Linked DNA regions of Homo sapiens: region 1 is linked to region 2. Evidence: chromatin contacts called from ENCODE Hi-C or POLR2A ChIA-PET data. All regions are on one chromosome and are shown on one strand. The core of a region is the stretch at or near the end of the contact, and the rest is flanking DNA. Distances in the headings are between cores, read along the strand shown. Region 1 holds the start of SLC39A11 (solute carrier family 39 member 11). Region 2 holds the start of LINC00673 (long intergenic non-protein coding RNA 673).

What was found. A loop is a pair of places that touch in the nucleus more often than their neighbours do. ChIA-PET counts read pairs that join two places held with the same protein, here RNA polymerase II (POLR2A). Pooled maps may share reads with other maps.
Region 1: a map of naive thymus-derived CD4-positive, alpha-beta T cell shows a loop between it and region 2 (28-fold over the local background). The contact joins the promoter of SLC39A11 here to the promoter of LINC00673 in region 2. A Hi-C loop is called at or near these places in 1 of 168 maps with a recorded cell type or tissue (naive thymus-derived CD4-positive, alpha-beta T cell) and 8 of 50 pooled maps. POLR2A ChIA-PET finds 5 or more read pairs at or near these places in 1 of 52 experiments (GM10248).

What each region holds. Positions count from the first base shown.
Region 1 is chr17:73,089,415-73,095,172 of GRCh38, forward strand. It overlaps SLC39A11 (solute carrier family 39 member 11), which reads right to left and starts at 3,274. Exons shown (of 10, transcript NM_139177.4): 1 at 3,197-3,274. RefSeq lists enhancers at 231-731, 732-1,232 and a silencer at 2,203-2,434.
Region 2 is chr17:72,588,794-72,594,340 of GRCh38, forward strand. It overlaps LINC00673 (long intergenic non-protein coding RNA 673), which reads right to left and starts at 4,011. Exons shown (of 4, transcript NR_152516.1): 1 at 3,410-4,011. RefSeq lists a silencer at 4,089-4,138.

The DNA of each region.
Region 1 (5,758 bases), core at 2,024-4,523, 500 kb after region 2:
AGTCCCTGTTCATGCAGTTCCCTCCTGGAATACCTTCCTTGCACATTTCCAGCCATCAGAACCCGGAGCACCCTCTGCAGCCCACATAATGCCAACCTCACGACCAAGGCTTTTCTGGCCTTCCCCAGCCCTGTCCTAGCATGCAGCTTTGGTCCTCTCTCAGTGTGGCTTTGCCTCCATCTTTTACAGCCTTAGTTGCTTGAGGACGGGGACGGTGCTTTTTCACATTTGGCACCCCTGTAAAATAGGGCTTTGTAACCCCTGAAAAATATGTGCTGGATGGAAAAGGGCCAGCTTACCTGCACAGGACAGTCAGCAAGGACAAGCAAAAGGACCCAGGAATGGAATGTCCCCTGGTCAACTCAGCACCCTGCTGCTGAAGCTGAAGTTACACCACCGCCCACCAAGGAAAGGAAGGGAAGTACCACTCCCTCTCATTTCAGTCCAGAGAACCTCCTCCAGACTTTAACATGCTTAAAATTCTGGATCTGAGATGACAATCAGATCTCTCCCTGTGGAAAGTTACAAGGCAGAGAAACCCATTTGTTGAAAAGCCCTGTGTTCTGGTACACAAACACTGGGCTCAGGGCCTCATATCAAAGCCTCATTCATCTCCCTGATGGTCTGCCAGCACCCAGAGGGCTGGCTGGACACAACCACACTGGGCTCAGCCCTGCCAGTTCCCGGTGCTCTGTGAGGAGCCAGCAGCCCTGAGCCTGCAGATCAAGAGCTGAAGACGCTGCCTCGATTGACCCTGGAAGGAAACCATGGCAGAGTGTGGACGCAGCCCTTATGCCAAGCGGCTCAGCAACACACCCAGGCTCAAACCTAGGAAGGGTATAGGTCCAGGTGAGCCCAGGTGAGCCCTGGCTCAGCCCCTGTGCCAGAAACTCTGAGATAAATAGCATCTATGGAATCAGACTCTAGTTCCCGCACTCTAAACGAACTGCACCAACTGTGAAAACTGTGACCACGCCAATTAAAGAAAAAAAAAATCATTTTCAAAAAACTACTACCCTTTACATCCGTCATCTTGCTAAGCCACCCTAAAAAGAGGGGTTGGTCTTTGTTTTTAAACCAAGCCATCTGGACCATTACACCAATCATCTATTCCGAGTTGCTGTGGACAAAATTTCAAACAGCATTTACAAAGAACAGCACAAAGGGATCATCCTCTTAGTACTTATCATCCAAGACAGGGCATAACAAAAACACCTTTCTTTCCTGTATTTGAATGTGCCTCTTGACAGCTACAGAAGAGAGCAAACAATTTACATTTGCCAACAGGCCAAAGTCAATGTGGATCTTGTGGGCTGGTGAACAGAACAGAGGGAGCTCGTGGGTGTTCCTGGTGGTTAGTGGGATAGGGAAACACCCGTCTAAGCCTGTCCCCATGTATATCTGAGCACCCTCCTGAGTAAGAAAAAGGGACACAGAGGGAAGACCGAGGCCACCATCCTTTCCATCCCAACAGGAGCAGCATTGATCACGGGCAATGCAAGCCCAGTGCCCCTCGGAGAAGTTTCTTCTCTATTTGCTGTTTTAAATCCTCGCTACAAGGGTGGTCAGAGAACCAGCAGCACTGGTCCGGCTTGGGAGCTAGTTAGGAATGCAGAAACTCAGGTCTCACCCCAGACTTTCTGAATCAGGGTCTGCATTTTGTGGAATTCCATGGGGGATTCTTATGCACATTAAACTGTGGAAAGCAAAAGATTAAAACTGGTAAAACTTGGCCAGGCGCAGTGGCTCATGCCTGTAATCCCAGCACCTTGGGAGGCCAAGACGGGCAGATCACCTGAGGTCAGGAGTTCGAGACCAGCCTGGCCAACACGGTGAAACCCCATCTCTACTAAAAACACAAAAATTACTTGGGCGTCGTGGTGTGTGCCTGTAGTCCCAGTGCCTGTAGTCCCAGCTACTCGGGAGGCTGAGGCAGGAGTAATCGCTTGAACCCGGGAGGCGGAGGTTGCAGTGAGCCGAGATCGCGCCACTGCACTCCAGTCCGGGTGACAGAGCAAGGCTCTGTCTCAAAAAAAAATAAAAATAAATAAATAAATAAAACTGGTAAAACTTCTACAATACCAAGAGCTTAGAAAATGAGTTCTCCTGCCCCATGTGGGATTGGCAAGAGCAAAGAAGAGTCCCAAAAGAACAGAAAGTTTTCTGCAGAGTCTCAAGAGAAGAAAAAGTTTCTGGCAGAGTCCCAAGAGAACAAGAAGTTTTCTCTAACCGGCAGACCAGTAACAACTTTAGGACACAGCATCTCCATCACAGCTTACACAATGGGGCTCAGAATTCCTCACGATGGGGATATTAATTCCATCAACCCTGATTCGTTAGCAGCAGGGAGAATCATTCTCTGACCGTTCCAACTTTTAACATGCCAACAGCCTGTAGACTTGTACACACCTGCCACAGCAGCACATGGGCATTCCCGGCTGATTGATACAGGTTTGTTTTCTTTATTTCCTTTCTCCCCCTTTTAAACCTGTTGTTCCGCTTCCAAGAGTCAGTTCAAGAGGCTGGTGAAGTTGCAGAAGTGGAAACAGCACTAGGGCTGCTGGGCCTTAGTGGAGCTGCACACACATGCCCTAACTCCACGAGGGGGAATCCAGCAGAAGGATTCAGGTCTGGGCGGAGAGGACTGTGGAAAAGTTCTCTAATGCCTCGCTACTCAAAGCGTGGTCCGCGGACCACCCAACCTGGGAATTAGTTAGAAATGCACACTGTCACGCCCCACCCAGACCTGCTGCAAGTTAACCAGATTCCCAGTCAAGTTCCAGAGGTCCAGCTAACAGCCAGAGCAAGTGGGAGGGGCCTGGGAGCAGCTGGATTTGTAGCTGCCTCTGCTCCCAGGAATCCCGGGTACCCCCACACACCGCCTAGGAAGGGACGAACGAAGAGGATTTGGGTTAGGACTGTAAAAGGAAGGCATGTCATTGCCTTCCAGATCACCCTGGAGAGGGACATAGCCGGGGTCCGGGGACTTCCTTCCCACCGCCCCTCACCCTCCCACCCCGCCCCGACACCTGCCAAAGCCTCCAATTTCTCCTCCAAACCCCTCCTCTCTCCAGGCGTACCCCCTTCCAAGCTCCAGGTGGCTGCCCTTCCAAGTCCCACACTCTTGTCCTGATGGCCTCCGACCCCGGGCCTCGAGCCCAACCAAAGGCACCGAAGGAGAGAAAAGCCAACTCACTAGGGTGCCCTCTCCAGCCCCCACTGCACTTCCATCAGCCCCCGCTGCCACTCTCTCGCCGGCTCCACTCCCGCAGTCACTTCCTGCTTCCCTCCCGCACACGTGGCCCTCCCGCCTCCGGGCCCCGCCCCCTTGGCCGCAACTGGCAACTCCCGCCTGAAGAATAGATTCTCTGGTTCACAGCCGTCTGCAGGCTCAGGAACAGATCTGGGCGGGCAGAACAGAGCCCTGAGGCCAAGAGCCCAGCAGTCTGCGAGTGACTGCAGCCCTAAGGGAAGCTACAAACACCCAAGGAAAGAGCCCTTTGTAACACCCCTGATGTTACTTATGCTTCTACACCTTTGGCAGCCAGGTCCATGCCACTGGGTGCGCAGCAGAGCAGGATGTGCTGTGTGTGTGTTGCGGGAGAGGCTGGGGGCGGGTAATGTGATGGCATCGGCATCATTCTCCAGTCAATGACCCTCAAAAGAATCACTGGAGGGGGTCAAACACAAAATGCCAGCACCCCCAGAGGCTCTGGTTCCGTCATTCTGGGTGGGGCTGACATTTTGGGATTTTTTTGTTTTTGCTTTTGTTTTTTTGAGATGGAGTCTCGCTCTTTCGCCCAGGCTGGAGTGCCGTGGCCCAATCTCGGGTGATTGCAGCCTCTGCCTCCTATGTTCAAGCGATTCTCCTGCTTCAGCCTCCCGAGTAGCTGGGATCACAGGTGCATGCTGCCAAGCCCCGCTAATTTTTGTTTTTTTTTTTTTTTTTTTTTTTTTTTAGTAGGGACGGGGTTTCACCACGTTGCCCAGGCTGGCCTCGAACCCCTGACCTCAAATGATCCACTCGTGTGGGCCTCCCAAAGTGCTGGATTATAGGCATGAGCCACCGCGCCTGGCCTGAGATCTTGTTTTGAGCTAGGAGTTGCTGATGCTGCTGTCCTGGGACCACCCTTTGAAAAGCACTGCCCTAGGTCAAAGGCTTTGATCTGCAGGATTTCTGTGAAAAGACCAGAGGATAGGATTGACTAGATTTAGCCAAAAACAAAACAAAATAAATAAATAGATAGAAACAAGATGCCTGGGCTGGGCGCTGTGGCTCACGCCTATAATCCCAGCACTTTGGGAGGCCGAGGCGGGCAGATCACAACGTCTGGAGATCGAGACCATCCTGGCTAATACGGTGAAACCCCGTCTCTACTAAAAATACAAAAAATTAGCTGGGCGTGGTGGCAGGCGCCTGTAGTCCCAGCTACTCGGGAGTCTGAGGCAGGAGAATGGCGTGAACCCGAGAGGCCGAGCTTGCAGTGAGCCAAGATCACGCCACTGCACTCCAGCCTGGGCAACAGAGCAAAACTCCATCTCAAAAAAAAAAAAAAAAGCCTGATTAAATTTGAATTTCAGAAAAATAACGTCATTTATTACTATAAATATGCCCCGGGCAATGTGTGGGACATACTTATGTTACAGGCATATTTGTTGTTGATCTGAAACTGAAACCCAGCTGAGTGTCCTGTGTTTTATTTGACAACATATCAGAGCGTGACCTGAGCAGAAAAGCTACCCGTGGTCTCGATGGCCATAGCCCAAAGGGTCCAATAACAGGCCTCTTTCTTCCAGTGGAACTAGGTTGTTCACACTGACGGTCGCACCATATACCAAGCACTCCATGGGGAGGAGAAGACAGCCTGGCCACTGGAGGGTGGTCTTTGCCCTTAAAAGACCCCCAACTTGGAAGAGTCAAATCAGCCATTGCAATTCCACATAAGAGAGTATGTACAGGCACACAGAGACACAATACCCATGTGGCACGGCCCATCAACTCATCTTCCAAAATGTCATACCTCTTCCTGCACGCTGCAATAGCCATAAAATGACACAATATCTTAGACTCACTTCAAAATATGATGGAAGAGAAAAGTGGATGGAGTAGAGATTAAACAAAATTGGCCATGAATTAACCATTCTTAGGCTGGGCATGGTGGTTCACACCTGTAATCCCAGCACTTTGGGAGGACAAGGTGGGCAGATTGTTTGAGCCCAAGAGTTTGAGACCGGCCTGGGCAAAAAAGCAAGATCTCGTCGCTACAAAAAGTTTTTAAAAAGTAGCTGGACATGGTGGCAGATGGTAGCTGGGCCTGTAGTCCCAGCTACTAGGGAGGCTGAGTGGGGAGGATCACTTGAGCCCAGGAGTTTGAGGCTGCAGTGAGCCGTAATGGTGCCACTGCACTCCAGTGAAAGACCCTGTCTCTTAAAAATAAAAAATTAACCATTGTTGAACCTGGGGAACGGGCACGTAGAGGTTCATTAAATGTTTCTGTTTCTACTTTTGTGGATGCTTAAATTCTTTTCTTTTTTTTTGAGACGGAGTCTCGCCCTGTCACCCAGGCTGGAGTGCAGTGGTGCAATCTCGGCTCGCTGCACCCTCCACCTCCCAGGTTCAAGTGATTCTCCTGCCTCAGCTGGCCTCCCAATTAGCTGGGACTACAGGTGCGTGCCACCACACCCAGCTAATTTTTTGTATTTTTAGTAGAGACGGGGTTTTGCCATGTTGGCCAGGCTGGTCTCAACCTCCTGAGCT
Region 2 (5,547 bases), core at 2,761-5,260:
AGGACAGGAGAAGGGCCCCTTTCCTGGGTTTCTTCAAATTCACACAAGTGGACTCTTATGCAAAGATCCTGGGCTAGCCTCCATCCATATCAGCCACCTCCAAAAATCCCTTCGGGCTAGCTCTCCTCACCCCAAATCTTCTCCTGGAAGAAAGTCCCCTAAAGAAAAGGAGAATCACTTCCTAACCCAAAATTGCTTAACAATACCCTAAATCCATTTTGAGTTCAGAGCAGAAATCCGTGTTCCTTCCAATCTGCTCAGATAACCAGGAAATGCTGTACCTGCTGGGTCTGCACGTTTAGCTCCCGACACACCTGCTACTCCAGCCGGCATGAGTCACCCACGCAGGCATTGCACGGTGTACTTGTCAACCACGGATTCAGTGGCTCAGCAGCTTGCTCTCACGCACACCAGATGGCAAACGTCTACCCCCAAAAAGACGTGTCAGGGCAGACCGGCTAATAACCCAATTTCACTCAATGACACATTCCCACTGTAGGTTTGGGGAGAGGAAAGGAGGGAGGGGGTACACAGAGATGCTTTCCCCACTTATGGGCAAGCTCCCATAGGCCCTGGAAGCCTGATACGGCTCTGCTACCGTCAGTAGAGGAAGGGCAAATTCACCTGGGGAGGAAAATGAAAATGACGTCCCAATTTCAAACCTCCTCCTGAACAAAGGCTGTCTTCTCTACCCCTCTGGGTTCCCACTTTTTACAAGGTCCCATTACAGGATCCCAAATTGGACCCTGGACCAGAAAAAGGACATGAGTGGGACAAATGGATAAATTTGAATGAGGCCTGTAGACTAGTTAAACGTGTTGTGTCAGTGCCAGTATCCCAGGTCTGATCATTGCACCATGGATATATCAGATGTTAGCATTTGGGGAAGCAGGGTAAAGGATATAGTGGAACCCTTGGCATTATTTTTGCAACTCCTGTAAATCTAGATTTATATCAAAATCAAAAGTTAAGTTTTTAAAAAAGACAGCATGTTAAATCTAGCTGCCTGATATATCTTACTTTATGGTATTGCTAAAAAAAAATTTACATCGGCCGGGTGCAGTGGCCCACGCCTGTAATCCCAGCACTTTGGGAGGCTGAGGCGGGCGGATCACGAGGTCAGGAGATCGAGACCATCCTGGCTAACAAGGTGAAACCCCATCTCTACTAAAAATACAAAAAATTAGCCCGGCGAGGTGGCGGGCGCCTGTAGCCCCAGCTACTCGGGAGGCTGAGGCAGGAGAATGGCGTGAATCCCGCGGGGCGGAGCCTGCAATGAGCCGAGATCGCGCCACTGCACTCCAGCCTGGGCGACAGCGAGACTCCGTCTCAAAAAAAAAAAAAAAAAAAAATTTTACATCATAATCCTGATGACAAATTTTAAGTTATTCTCATACCAATGCTGATCAACTCTTTGATACAAAAAGAAACAAAACAAAACACTTCATTCCCTCAGCAGCCATTCACTCTGTGCCCCTTCTGCGTCCCCGCTCCAAGATGCAGTATTATCTGATGGGTAAGTGGTATCTTTTCCTCTAAGCCCATCTCGGCAATATCCAGAAATAGAGTTATTCCTTTGCTTTAGACATAACTCTAACTTAAAGCAAATATAGCAATTTCTGGGAATTTTCCAAAGAAAATAATACAAAATGTGGATAAATCTTTATGTACAAAAGATGCTCACTGTATTACTTCTAATGGTAAAACTTTGGAAACAACTTAGTATCCAACAATAGGGAAATTGCCAAGCCAATTATGAGTCAACGCCTGCAGCAGAATACAGTTACCATGCCGTCATGACATGGGGGAAACGTTCAAATAAAATTACACAAAAAAAGAGGAGGAGAAAAAGTTGTATACATTGCAGGATTTCACCAGTGAGGAAATATATCAAATTGCCAGCATTACTGTGTGAATTGGATGTTTTTCCTGCTTTGGGCACTTTTGTGTAGTTTTCTATAAAAGAAAGAGAAAGAGCATGGATTACTTTTTAAAATCAGACAGGGAGGAGGAGTGGTGGGGTTGGTTATCAGTTTGCCTGGCGGTTTCAACCTTTCCTCTCCCGGAGTCAGTCTAAGCACAGAACTGGGGTGGGGGCAGAGGGTGGGGAAGGGCCGCAGGTAAGGTGCTGTGTCAACCTGGGCAGTTCCAAACCCTGCATGGGACCAGGGGCACCGAGGGCCCCAGCTCCCAGGGTAGGGGGTCGTGCCACTATGCACTGCCTTTTCTTCTTCCGGTGCTGCTTTACTTTCTCTTGCTCCTGGAGCAGTGCTCACTGGAGACGCTGGGACCCTGAGCACTGACCAAGAGTGATCCCTGACAGCGTCAGATTCCTATGCAGAAGGGACTGCTGGGTGGGAAATGGATCACCGACAGGTTCTAAATGCGAACCCACAGGCTGCAGGAGAGGGGTGAGGGGCGAAGGAGGGAATCCCACCTCTGGGAAAGCATCCTCAGGAAACCTAGATAGGTCCTGGAGGTGAGGACAATCGCCAAGGAGGGAGAAGGAAAAGGAGGACCCTGGTTAATCTGCACGCCAAGGGTGGAGTCGCTCAGTCATTCATTCAACAAACATCTATTCAGTGCCTACTCAGTGACAGGCATCGCGCTGCCCCCAAACAGGGCAGACACAAAAGAACAAGGGGAGGAGGAAGCTATGGATACAGAAGCGGTATGCTTTCAGTTCCAGACTCAAGACGTAAGCCCTCTCCCCACATTGGCCAAGAAACGACTTCCATTAGCAAGTTGCGCCGGAAAGGGGAGGTGGCGGGTGGTCTCACTGGACTGAATTCCTGCCACCTCCCACCTATTCAGAAAGCCCGTCCACACCCTGGCCAAACGCGTACCAGCGTCAGCCTGACGGGTGGCCCAGTCCTCGCCGGAAAGCTGCTTGCCAAACGCCCCCGCTCACCCCCTAGCCCCAACGGTGAGAGGGGCTCGGCTGAGTCGCGTTCTCCAACCGCTGCGCCCCAGCAGCGTCCCCGGTCGCCAGTGGGCGGACGCCAGGAGCTCACGGAGGCGGCACCGCTCCCGAAGTAACGGAGCCCGGAGGGCGCCCAGGCGTTAAGGCAAGTGCAAGGGGCCGAGCGGGTGCGCCGAGGACGCGGGGGCGTCTCCCCCAGCTGAGGTTCGGTCCCTCCAGGCAGCCAAGGCTTGGCAGCGCTAGAGGCTGAAGGACAACGGCCGAGAACGCCCAGGATGGGGTGGTCGCTGACCACCGTGTCCCAGGTGAATCAGCTCCGCTTGGAGGCAGGGGGATGACTAAAATGACCTCCAAGAAGATGTCAATTACAAGAACAAAAATTTCAACCCGGAATCTCGAGACCTTCGAAAAACGACGCGGAGGAAAAAAGGAAAGAAAGAAAAGAAAGTAAATCAGATCCCTTCCCCGAACCGCAGGGAAACTTACCTCCAGCTTGGCGACCCAGCTGTTAAGCAGAACAAATCAATCCACGGATGGAGAAGAGGTCGTGGGTCTTCTGAGCCCAGCTGATACACACCAAGTAATCCACGTTAAGGGGTCCGCAGCCCCCCACCCAATTCCCCACTTTCCATCCAAGGCCAAAGAGCAGCCAGACCCTGTCCTCTGCGCTCCAGACTCGCGGAGGTCGCGGGCGGGGGTCCTCAGGCGGCCGCCTTCTCGTCCCCAGGGGTGGGCGCGCGACGCGGGCAGGGACCGGGCGCCCGGAGGACCAAGCGAGCGCATCCCGCCTACTCGTGCTGGGACATCACCCAGCCTGGACGCCGCTCCTCGCCTTTCTTCCCCGCGCATCGCCAGCGCCAACCAAAGATCCCCGCCGGGAAAGCCTCTCTGCCAAGCTGGAAAGCGCTGAAGGCGGATCGTCTCTCAGACTTGGGTTTGCAGGTTCACAAGGCCCGGGAGGCTTACGGTGGGCGCCTGCCTAACAGAGGGTCCTTGCGGAGAAGCGCAGAACGACAAATGCCAGAGGCGGTGACCGCGTCCTCTGGATACCAGCGCCGCACCGCGCACCCGCGCCGCCTGCGCGCCCTGCAGTCGGCTGGGCCATTCGGCCCTTATATACCAGGCGGACCCGCGCCGGGACGGGGCGGAGCGGGGTGGGCGGGGAGGGGGTGGGGAAGGCCGAACGGCTTCCTGGGAGTCGTAGTTCGACTACGTAGTCCTGTCGTAGTCAGAACAAAAGCTAAACAAGGATGGAAATGGTTAGGGTTTGCCCACCACAGCTGTCCTCCCTTGCGCCCTTCCTTCACAGACAAAGCTGGCATTCCAGTCCTATTGTCAATGCCGCTAGGTCTATTCTGGCCTTTGTGCATAAGGTGGGTCACACCAGCCCCGAATGCCGCCCAGGATGACAAACCTTGGTGGCCCTAGAGTCAGGTTATCCCAGCTGGGCCCCACTTCTGGAGACCAGAGGTCCGAAATCAAGGGGTTAGCGGGGTTGCTTGCTTCTAGGGGCAGTGAGGGAGAATCTGTCCCGGGCCTCTCTGAGACCTGGTGGTCATTGGCTATCTTAGGCGTTCCTTATCTTAGGCGTTCCTTGGCTTGCAACTGCCTTACCTTCATCCTCCACCTTTTACACGGTCTTCTCCGTGTATCTTTTCACATAGTTTTCCCTCTGCGTGAATCTCTGTCTCTTCACACTGTGGTGTTTCTACAAGGATGCCAGTCATATTGGATAAGGGGCCCACCCTGATCCAGTACGACCTCATCATTAACCAATGACATCTGCAACGACCCTATTTCCAAATAAGGTTACATTCTTGGAGGTCCTGAAGATTAGGACTGCAATATATTAATATTTTGGAGTTGTAGGGGGAAAAGTTCAACCCCTAACAGGTCTTCTATGCCTTGTTGCACCTATTAACAGCCATTGTGACTAACCAACCCTTTTGATAAAAGCAAGCCCTGAGAAGCAAGATGAAATCACAAAATCACTGAGGCTGTGACAGGAGGGGAAGCCAAGAACATTGGAATCTCCTGGGCCAGGTTTTCCTGTGGCCACGGTGGGATTGCTGGAGAGGAAATGGTCAGAAAAAGAAGGCATCAGGTTGGGCGTGGTGGCTCATGCCTGTAATCCCACCACTGAGGTCAGGAGTTCGAGACCAGCCTGGCCAACATGGCAAAACCCCATCTCTACTGAAAATACAAAAAAAATTAGGTGGGCGTGGTGGTGCATGCCTGTAGTCCCAACTACTCAGGAGGCTGAGGCATGAGAATCGCTTGGACCCGGGAGGCGGAGGTTGCAGTGAGCCGAGATTGCGTCACTGCACTCCAGCCTGAGCAACAGAGTGAGACTCTGTCTCAAAAAAAAAAAAAGAAGGCATTAGTATTGAAAGTAACAGGAGGCACCTGGGTAAATGGGGTTGGGGAGGGGAGAAGATAGACAGGGCATTCCTAGATGCCCCTGAAGCACAGACTTGATTTTCCACCTGCCACTGTGCCCAAGTTTCCCCCCATTCAAGTCCCAGGCTATGGACAAGCTCAGGTCTGGCCCTGGAATCCTGGCTCTCACCTGGCGCTGACATTCCCGGAGAGTCAGTGGCAGTGCAGGGTCTGGATTGGCCACC